Regions from separate parts of the Homo sapiens genome. Here region 1 is linked to region 2. The links are chromatin loops, found by intact Hi-C in ENCODE. Cell type or tissue: PC-3. All regions are shown on one strand. Each heading gives the region's core, and the rest is flanking DNA. Links, peaks and the distances in the headings are about the cores only. Region 1 has its middle 80 kb from the start of RPS6KA2. Region 2 has its middle 130 kb from the start of RPS6KA2-AS1.

Region 1 (5,378 bases), core at 120-5,119, 66 kb before region 2:
AAATACTTTTCATGCTTATAAGAGATTTTAAAATGAAACAGCAATCTGTGAGGTGTTGATAGCATGCAGTATGTAGCCAAGGTGACCCAAGGTCAGTGTCTCCTTCTAGATGCATCTGCAGGTAGTTAGCATTCGCCACCCACACACCTGGCCCAACAGGAACACTGACGAGGCATGCGCATACTGCTGATGAAATGCAGCCTGGTTTGCTCCAGAGCACATGTTTTCTAAAACACACGTGTAACTGATAGACTTAGCGACTGACTAGGTGTGAAGATAATATAAAAGTTGCATTAGTCATGAGCCAATTTCTCTGATGCACTCACGTTTTAAGTCACCGTGTAACAGCAGGTCTGTGCTATAACACAAAGGACTGTGACACAGGTGAACACAGCAAGACACCAGGAACACACTTGGATGCCCATCGGCCCCAGGTTTCTTCTGCTGGTCCTGTCTGGCCATGTGTTTGGGTTTGAAAGTGTCCAGATTGCCTGGTTCTCCTGGATCTTCACGCAAAAGAAACGAGCACATGATGGTGACCTGGAACTCTCCTCGCTGGCGTCACTGCATTTTTGCAAAGCCTGTAACTGTCCTGTCTGCATTCTGGGCTCCAAGGCTCAGTCCTCTGATCTTTCCTGACCTGTCCTTCCCCTAGGCTGCCTTCCTCTTTTTCCTTATTACAGTAAAGTTCTGTATGTACTGCAGCATATTCCATTTATTGGGAATTGAATATATTTCTTCTATGCCAGGATTTAAAATTAGGATTGTTAATATTGTGGTTTGTGCTCTGGTTACAGAATTTCTAAGGTTTGGGTGTTCTATCCCAGCACCATATTTTCTCAAAGCCTTGCTCTCTGCAGTGGGTGATTTTGCACAATGCAAACTTCTCAGGTACTTTCTTCTGAGCTCCAGGTCCCCATATCCAACATCTACTCAACATCTTATTCTGAGATGTTCACCTCAAACATGTGAGAATCAACATGTCAACATGTCAATACCTCTTGCAGGATTTCCTAACTCCACAGATGGTATCCGTCCAATTGTGCAAGCCAAGAGCAAGGCGCCAGCTGGGACGTTTCCCATACCCAATCTATCATCATGTCCCATTAAATTTTACCAGTAGTGTTTCTCGAATGTGTCCGTTTCTCTTTGTCTCTGCTGCCACCTTCATCTTACACCTGAATCACTGCAGCAGCCTCCTCCCTGGCCACAGCAGTCTATGAAACACTAATCTGAGCAGATCACCACCCTCCGCACAAACCCTTAGGGAACTAGAAGAAAAGTCGCTCAACTTGGTAAAGGCTACATTACAAAAACAACCAGTAAACATCACACTCAGTGGAGAAACTTTAAAATCAGAAGCAAAGATGCCCATTAACATCACAACTGCTTAGCATGGTACTAAAGGTCCTTACAGACAAAAAAGAAGAAAGAAGCAAGAAGGAGAGAGTCAGAAAACAAAATAAATTAGTGGTATAAGATTTGGAAGGAAGATAAAAAACATCCTTATTGGCAGATGACACAATCCTAGACATAGACACTCCAACAGAATAGAGACTATTAAAACTAACGAGAGTTCAGTGATGTTGATGGATTTACAGTGGGCTTAAAAATTACTAGCAATTATCCTCACCTATTGATACAGACTGAATGTTTGTGTCTCCCCTAACTCTTATGTTGAAATCTAATCCCAAGTGTGATGGTATTTGGAGGGGGGTCTGGGAGGTGATTAGGTCATGAGAGCAAAGCCCTCATGAATGGGATTATAAAAGAGACCTTATGAAAGAGACTCTAGAGAGGGCCCTCACACCTTCCACCACGTGAGGACTTGGCAAGAAGGCACTGTCTGTGAACCAGGGAGCAAGTGTCCACCAGACACTGGATCTGTGGGTTCCTCGATCTTGGACTTCCAGCCTCCAGAACTGTGAGAAACGAATTTCTGTTGTTTATAAGCCACTCCGTTTATCGTTTTTCATTACAGCATCCCAAATGGACTAACACACCTGCAATAACCAATTACAGTTTTTATTAAACTTAAGTGGTGAAATTTTATCAAATACCTCTCTGTACCAATTGAGAGGACCACATGGCTCATGTTGCTATCAACAAGAAAAGATAGGCAACCCAACCCAAAAAACAGGCCAGGAATGAAAACAGTTCACAGCAAGAGAAATGTAAATGACTGGCAAGTATGTGAAGAGTTCCTCAACTCAGTCAATGTAACCAGAAGAAATAAAATGAGGAGAAGACAATTCAAGCCATCATATTTATAAAATGTAAAGGCGTCATACAACCAAGAGTTGGTGAGCGTGGGAAGGAAGATCTGGGGCCTCCTGCAATTCTTCTGGAAGCGTCCCCTGCCGTGACTGCATGGAGAACACTTGAGCAGTCATGAAGATGAAGAACGAGTATCATCTGTGCTCTTTCCATCCCATGCTGCATAGCCTGGAGACCCCAGACCCCCAGCCCTCCACGACTGGATGGGTACCCAGGCAAGGGGACAGCTAGTTAGGCAGGCTTTACGCACAGTACCCAGGGGGAAGTAAAGCCCCGTGCCAACTGTCTGTGCAAAATGAAATATCACACGCACAGCCTGTTACTGTGTATCTTAAAGGATACATTCATATCTAAGAATATAGAGAGGGTGGGATCGGGAGGAAAAGTAAAATAGTATTAAACAAGAAGAGTCTTATTTTGACAGTTGTGCTAGAGTTCCTTGAATAGTAGTAACAAAACTCTGCATAGGAAGTTTTTGAAAAACATTAAGAGTAAATGGTCTTCAGATTTATTGGTGGAAGGGTGACAGCCATTCAAATGGATAAGTTCAATTTAGGAGTGAATATTACTCAAAATAGAACAAAGTCCAACATACCTATAATTAGTGTGCAGGAAGAAGAAAAGTACCCAGCAAACTTGAGAGTAAAGGCTGATCAGAGAAGAGAGTTAGCAGGCAAAGGAAGAGAAAACCAGCATCTGCTAGATGCCTTCCTTGTGGCAGCACTGGACAGATAACCCTTTGTGCAATGCCGGGGTTGCCGGGAAGGGGGCAGCTCTGCTCTCTGTGCAGATGGACGGCAGCCCGGCAGCCACGCAGCCCGCAGAGCAGAGCCGGGTTAGAGCACAGTTCCGTCTCACCCACACGGTTAGGGAGCTCCAACCATGTGGCAGGGAGACTTTCAGGAATAAGTGAAGGTCGGTTTCCAAAGTGCAGCATGATTCTTAGTAAGCAAATATTGTTGATTCATTACAAAGGTAAATAGAAACAGTTTCAATGGAGCAGTGAGGAACAAAACCAGGTGACTGGGTGGTGGGGAAGTGGCAGAGGAATGAAAATGACTTATAAATTAAGGATAGTGAATATCTGGGCACGTTTAAAGTTATGGATGACAGTAATGGAAGGAGTGCAGAATCAAGGCCCAGGGTCATTATAAAGGAGGAGGTCCAGACAGGTGCACCTGGATCAGATTGGGAGGTGACTAAACAAGTGACCTAAAATGTATAAATATAGTACCTTAATTATGGTGATCATTATTACTTATCTTCAGAGAGTAATCTTTCTTTCTTTCTCTCTCTCTCTCTCTTTTTTTTCAGGGTCTTACTTTGTTGCCCAGGCTGAAGTACAGTGGTGCGATCTTGGCTCCTAGGCTGGTGGCCTTGACCTCCCAGGCTCAAGCAATCCTCCCGCCTCAGCCTCCAGAGTAGCTGGAACTACAGGTGTGCACCACCGTGCCCAGATAATTTTTGAATATTTTACAGAGACAGGGTCTCACTATGTTGCCTAGGCCGGTCTTGAACTGCTGGCCTTAAGTATTCCACCTGCCTCAGCCTCCCAAAGTGCTGAGATTACAGGCATGAGCCACCACAACTGGCCTGAGAATAATTTCTTTTGCTAATATTGTACAACCACAGAAAAAAGGAAAATATTCTCCGGTAGAATTAAATCTATATACTTACACTTATTTATTAAAAATATTTGTGTTTTTTATTGGATCTAGAAAAAAACCTGATTTAATTCAATATATTTTTGTCACTATGTATTAATTCTGTTGGAAACATAATAGGATTGAGCTTGATGTCAAATAACAGGATGAAATCTTTTTTTTGCATAAAGGAACATAAAACTATTTATTGACCACTCTTCACAAGTATTTACAATAAAGTAAACATTATACAGTTGGATAACATTCTGATTACTGCAAAGTGGTTTTTCCTGGCTTTTGAAATCACTTTTAAGAATAGTTAACCTGGACTTGACACAGAAAAATCTCAACTCTCAAAAAGCTAAGCCACACCAAAGAAACTGCTTTATCAGGTTGTTGAAAACATTTAGGATGTTAAAAATAATTTCAGTATAAACAAAAATGCTTTCTTCCTTGCAACTTCCATTCCTCCTGCCTTGGAACCCTGGCAAAAGCTAAGAAGTTAGAAGACATTCCAAGACGTTTCGCAGGTCCTGAGAAGGTACTTACACACCCGCTGAGAGTTCTCGTCACCAGGCAGTGCACACTGCTAAACAGGCTTTACCAGTAGGCCTTTACTAGTACTATTTACAGTTACAATAAATAACTTTCTCTAAAGTTTTACCACAGTGACTTCCTTCTCATACAATTGAACTTGCTCACTTTCAAGTGTAATTATATTTTTGAAATACATACTTCTGAACTGAAGTCTCCACCATTAATTTTCATGGGCAATACATGATAAAATAAATGCATTGTACCACAAATTGCAATGTATTAAGTTCTGTGGAGTAAGTGAAGCCAGTCATGTAGACAACTGGGAGAGATATGAAATAGAAGTGACACACCGCTCCGTGTTGATATTCAAAGTAGAGAAACAAGGAAGAGGTGTGAGCCACAAGCTGTGAGCCTGCAGTGGGGTTCCATACACATTCCCCCAGCCGGGTACTATCGGCTTGTTTTAGCACGCCTCTTATCCGGGTTGTGCCTCAGTTTCCTCCTCCTTAAAGCAGCACTGAAGTTCATCTCACCTCTGCTTCCCTCACCGGTTGTCATAAAGATGTAACAAGATAACGGATGTGGGGTGCTTGTCAAGCTGGGCACGCATGTAGAAAATCATTACTTTTATTAATGGAGGAATAAGAACAATAGTCCCAGAAGTCAGAAATAAAGACACAACATATCCTCAAAATATCCTTAAAAATAAACACATGGGCTGAGTAAGTTGGCTCACGCCTGTCATCCCGGCACTTTGGGTGGCCGAGGCAGGAGGATTGCTGGAACCCAGGTGCTGGAGGCTAGCCTGTGCAACATAGTGACACTCCATCTGTACCAAAATAAATAAATAAATAAACACATGACCAAAAAGAAAAAACTATTTGATGGCTTCGCTTTATCCTAATCTCAAATCACATTGTT
Region 2 (5,370 bases), core at 371-5,370:
CGAGGGCCACCCACTGCCCAGCAAGACCCCTGTGGCAGAGCTCATGCTGTTCTCATAAGACCTTTTTAACCTTATTATATTTTTGCTTTTTAGCTTCAGGAAAGCTGCCAGAAAATCAGGAGTATTTTTGTTTCAAATGAACTACAGCGCAGTTTAACGTATCAATGTAGATGAACATAAGCTCAACCAGAAACCAACTTCCAATGACCCGTTTGGCACCTACAAGGAGCAGGCCCATCTAGCCTGCTGTGACCGCTGCAGAGGCGCGGCCCCAAGGATGATCAATCCCATGGTGTCACAACCACATGTGGCGTGACTACCGACTTACTACATTTCACCTGAGTGTTGCAGCCCAAAGCATTGAAAACAGCTATTAAACTATCTTTAAAAATGTCTTATTAATAAAGGTATTAAAACCAGATAGATGCTTGAAATAGGAGAAATCTACCTCCATCTAAAATTATCTATTTTAGTCCTAATTCCTAGAAAAGCTGTTGCTGAGCCACACGCACTAGAGTCTGGAGGCTGGTCGGCCACCAGCCTGCAAACCTCGAGGGCAGACACAGCCCCAGGCAGCTTCAGCACCCCCACGTTTGCCTCGCTGCCATGGCTCCCTTCTGCCGCTGGTAATTTCAGCTTATTTTGAAGGCACGTCGTAGTTTTAAAAGGAATATTGGACATAAAGTGATGCAGAGATTCAGAATCAAACTCAAATCATAATGCATGGCAAGATGACATCCTCAGTTTAGCACGCAAGGCAGCCCCTGCTGTACAAGGACATTACTGCACAAAGCACTCGGATTCCCCACAGGATGCCAAAAAATTCACATTTTCCTGTGGAGTGGTCCAGCCTTCTAAAAGCTCTTCGCACCTTGCCTTGCTGGACTCCGGGCACCGTGAAACAACTCAATAAATTGAAAAAGACTTCATGTTTAACTTAAAAAAAAAATGTAACTCACATAAGCATGGAAAAAAACAAACCCACAGGAACGCTTCTTACCTCTACGGATCCAGCTACCTTTGTCTTGCAGGCAGCTGAGTCACTTTTGCCCTGTGAAAATGGAAACGAAGAAAGAATTCCTTTAAGTCACAGGACGTATTTACAGTCAGCAACTTCATTAGCAAGGGCATTACTACCATACTCACCAGGCCTGTGAGCTTTTTGTTTCTAAACATTAATCTCCACATAATTTTAAGTAATTGGAGGAGTTTCTTTCGCGTTCAGGAAGCCCTTTAGTGAAAGCCTACAGAAGAAAGGAACTTGCGACTTTTGTGCAACTTTTAAAATTTAGCCAAAGGAAGTGATGGTGTCCCATCACCAACCTCAAAGCTCAACGGAAAGAAAGTCTCTTTCAAGCTCCATATGCACAGCATTTATCTTCCAAGCCACGCATCAGTGACGAGCAGGCAAATGCTTTCAGGTGACTCTAAACTCTAGTCTATGGAAGAGGCTCATTCCAGCTATTTTAATCTGTAGATTTCATCTTCATCTGTAATACGCTCGCATACACCTAGTTAAAATTCCAATCGTGCTTGGTCCAGGGCTTAAACCCGGAAGCGCGTGTGTCTAGGAGGCCTTTCTTCTTCCCAAGCCTCTTTTTGGCCAGCATGGTTTGGAGGTGACCTGAAGATTTTACTCAGCAACGTGGTTTTAGGACTGCTGAGAGCAGAGACAACGGCTACCCTTACTGCGGCACGTTCAGTGATGCAGGGGCCACATTTCCATTTCCTACTTTCTCCTTTAGCCTTTTCCTGCCACATTTCTCTTCTGTTCTCTGTTCCTTGGCTCATACCCACTGAAATATAAGAGATGAAGGAAGAAGCCAGAATTCAAATGAAATCTCCTTTGCCCCTACTGATGACTGCGGTTCAAGTGTCAGAAGACAGAGCGTTGGAATCACCATCTAAATGAAATGAGGCTAACAGGAGATGCCAGCGGCCTCTGCTGCCTCACATGGCCCTCGGTTGTCACGAGTGAGCACAGCTTTGGGGCTGGCTTCTCCCGAGTGTGCCATGAGGAAAGGGGTCCAGCGATTCTTCCCTGAGAGAAACCCCTGCACTGCGGGTGCCCATTCTCGCCTCAGCCTACACCTCCTCTGTCCTCCAACACAGCTGATGAGCGGCCGGTTTATCGAGGTGAGAATCATAGCTCTGTTTGTTTTATGTTCCCAACTGGACGGTAATTAATAACTGGCAAGAATACAGTTGCTAATGCTGACTTTACCACTTGTTTTTGCCATTTATGTACCTGTTTGTATTGTACTGGGCATGTATGGTGAGCCTATGTGGGGTTTCTACCCAGCAGCCCTTCTCCCCTCCTGGCAAGCACTCCCTTTCTTTCTATGGGACACTAGTTCCATGGAGTCCAGGTGGGAATGACCCCACCCCCCAGCCCCCCCACCACTGGGAGAAAGGCCCTAGCAGGGCTCCCTCAGAGCTGTCAGCCCCCTTGTCCTGGGATGGCCAGCCTGGCAGATGACCTAAGTCTGGGGTTTGTGCTTGCTCTGCCTTGGAAATGTGCCTGCCTGAGAATGGAGTCGAGCAAGGAGGAAGAGAAATTCAGTGTCCTGCCGACAGCTTCGGACGCTGGGATTCAGACCCACCAGAAACCATCTCTTTCAATGGTGTGAGCCAACAAATTGCCAATTTTAAGAAGGTTTGATTCTGTTTCTATAACTTGAAAAAGATGGTGAGACCCGGTGGAACATAAATGACGCTTTTACAGAAAAATACCTAATAGCATGAAAATCCCAAATGTGCCGCAATGTTGTGCCTTCGCCTATCACCTCATTCCACTCCATGACCTACTCTCAGGGCAACCAGCTTTTCAAAGGAAGTGCCCCACAGATGGCGCTACTAAGCCCGGCTGTCGGGACACACCTGAGACTGTGCATCCAGGGTATGCGGTGCTTGGGGTCCCTCATAAAAAGACACATTACTAAATTTTTCATATTGTCTTGTTTAGAATCACTGACTGTCTTTCCCTTCTCACTTCCTGGACTCTCTTCTTTGCAAACAACATTAAGAATGTTGTTAACTCCCCTGAATTAAACAGGGGAATCTGGAATGACTTGGACATTAAATGAGGATTCTCCAGCCACTCTGCAGCCACGCTATCCCTCCCACCTCCACCCCTTCTCTTCCTCCAAACTGGCCCCCACACCCATCCTCTCTACACCATGGTCAGCCTGCTGTGCGGGCTCCACGTCTGGGTCAACCCTGTGTGGGCAGAGAACAGGGGCAGCTTCCAGCTCCAGAAGGAAATCCCAGCTCCTCTACTACTCCTTTCCGATCCAGGACACGAGAGGAGAGGACTCCCCTTACGGATCCCATCTCCTCCCCTGAAGCATCTGTGACTGTGCAGGTTGGAGAAGGAGGCAGGGAAGGGGGTGAGGAGAGGGGGAAGAGGGGTCACAGGAAAGCCCAGTGTGCCCTAATGAGGGGCTTTCCATCACAGGGGAGTCAGAGCCCCCACAGGAAATCCTGACTCCTGAAGCAATCCACTTTTCTTTTCTTTCTTTTCGTTTTTTTTTGTTTTGTTTTGTTTTGTTGTTTTTGAGGTGGAGTCTCGCTGTGTCACCCAGGGTGGAGTACAGTAGTGCAGTCTTGGCTCACTGCAACCTCTGCCCCCCAGGTTCCAGTGATTCTCCTGCCTCAGCCTCGTGAGTAGCTGGGATTACAGGCGCCCACCACCACACCCAGCTAATTTTTGTGTTTTTAGCGGAGACAGGGTTTCACCATTGGCCAGGCTGGTCTGGAACTCCTGACCTCAGGTGATCTGCCTGCTTTGGCCTCCCGAAACACTGGGATTACAGGCGTGAGCCACTGCACCTGGCTGCAATCTGCTACTGTCCCCTTCCTCGTCTGTCCATCCTGTTACATACCTGTGACCACATTATCGTCAAAATACGTTTAACATGAATTTATTATCATCATGGCTAGCTCCACCAGGAAGAAAAAAAAACTACCGTTGAGATGACATAAAACGCTTTGTGCAAATGATCGTCCTCCAGGGGTATTCCGTGAAGAGGACACTTGTCATATAGCCAAGCATGCTTGCAGAAAATAAATGGACGTGGTCAGACAAATATTTTTGTGTGTTTCATTGATTTGAAATAAACTATCAGAAATTTCTAAACAAATACTCGCCAACCTTTTGGAAAAAAATATGGATTGAATCTTTTTTTTTAAGTCTAGAAAGTGACCCAGTGTTGTGGGAGAAATGTGAAAGGCAGGCACCATCGCTTTCACGGCACTTGGGGTCATAGTCTGGATGACCAAGATTCATTTGATCCTCAGGGGTCTTTTATGATTGGACTGCAAGTAAAGCTGCCAGCCAAATTTTATAACACAAAAGGTGTTCCGTGTGCTCACAGCACCCCTGCTTACCAGATGACAGAATGTCTTGAAGATTGTGCACGTTCCTCAAAAGACACATTTAGACAGTCATGGTCAGGCAGTTGATAGACTCGATATCAGCTATGAATTTCTCAGTGAAATTAGTGCATGGGATTCTAGAAAATTGGACACTTTCAAGTGGTGCTGTGGCTGGAGTGGTGCAGCCGTCTTTACCCAGCGAGCGTCCCGGCGTTGGTTATTCTGGGTCTTTGAGAATGCTGTGACTGTCCCTGCTGCTGCTGCACCCATCCCAGCACCACGTGGCTAAGCTCTCCCAAGATGCTACGGACCATGGTAGGGAGCTCAGCCTCCCAAGCAGCCAGCCAGGGTTTATTTCCTGGCACCAGAACTTAGGCAAGTCATTGGACTCCTCAGCCCCAATTTCCCTGTTTGTACAATTGAGGAAGACAGTCCCTTACACAGGGGTGGTGGGAGAAAGAAATGAGCTGGCCCATATTGGGCTCCCAGCAGACAGCAGCCATCAGTGAACATCAGCATGATGACGATGTGGGGAAAATTAAGGCGTTCCCAGATTACAGCAGCATAAAGGACCCCAAAACATCTCGCCCTTCTTTGAGAACGCTGGCATGTGTGCTTCTTGTCTGTGACCTCTGAGGAGTCGGATCCCCAGGTGCTTCAATAGCTCTGAGCTGTCCTTTATTTTGGATGAGCCCCGTCTTCCAGCTTTTAGGGTTGGGAGGGCAGAGGAGAAACGGCAGGTGGCACTGCGGATATTTTTACACAGGATAATGTGACCTGCCCAGCCTGCACCTGCGCTCAGCATCATCAGAGTTCCGTTTCTTATACTTAATTAGGCTACACAACCAATTTTACGATTTTACCATTTTGAAATCACGTGGGAGTTACCAAAATGGTTAATTTAAAACGGTTTTACCCAGACTTTGGGGGGCAGTCTTGATTCTTAAATGGCTTTGATGGCTTTGATAAACACCCTGGGCCCTTCCTCCAAAA

Evidence for each region. Peaks named below come from ENCODE experiments on the same cell type or tissue, not always from the same donor. Only the 100,000 strongest peaks of a DNase experiment are listed, where the experiment ranks them.
Region 1: a loop joins it to region 2, with 13 times the contacts of the local background. A loop is called at or near these places in 2 of 110 quality-filtered maps.

Annotation. Positions count from the first base shown.
Region 1 is chr6:166,704,173-166,709,550 of GRCh38, forward strand. It overlaps a transcript of RPS6KA2 not described here. Among named protein-coding and RNA genes, the nearest start is that of RPS6KA2, 80 kb to the left of the region's middle. In PC-3, for the core only: a CTCF peak has its summit at 3,037; a DNase peak (open chromatin) is centred at 3,139; H3K27ac peaks cover 1,073 bases.
Region 2 is chr6:166,769,863-166,775,232 of GRCh38, forward strand. It overlaps a transcript of RPS6KA2 not described here. Among named protein-coding and RNA genes, the nearest start is that of RPS6KA2-AS1, 130 kb to the right of the region's middle. RefSeq lists an enhancer at 911-2,110. In PC-3, for the core only: CTCF peaks have their summits at 743, 942, 2,852 (motif pointing right) and 3,058; no DNase peak of the experiment used is centred there.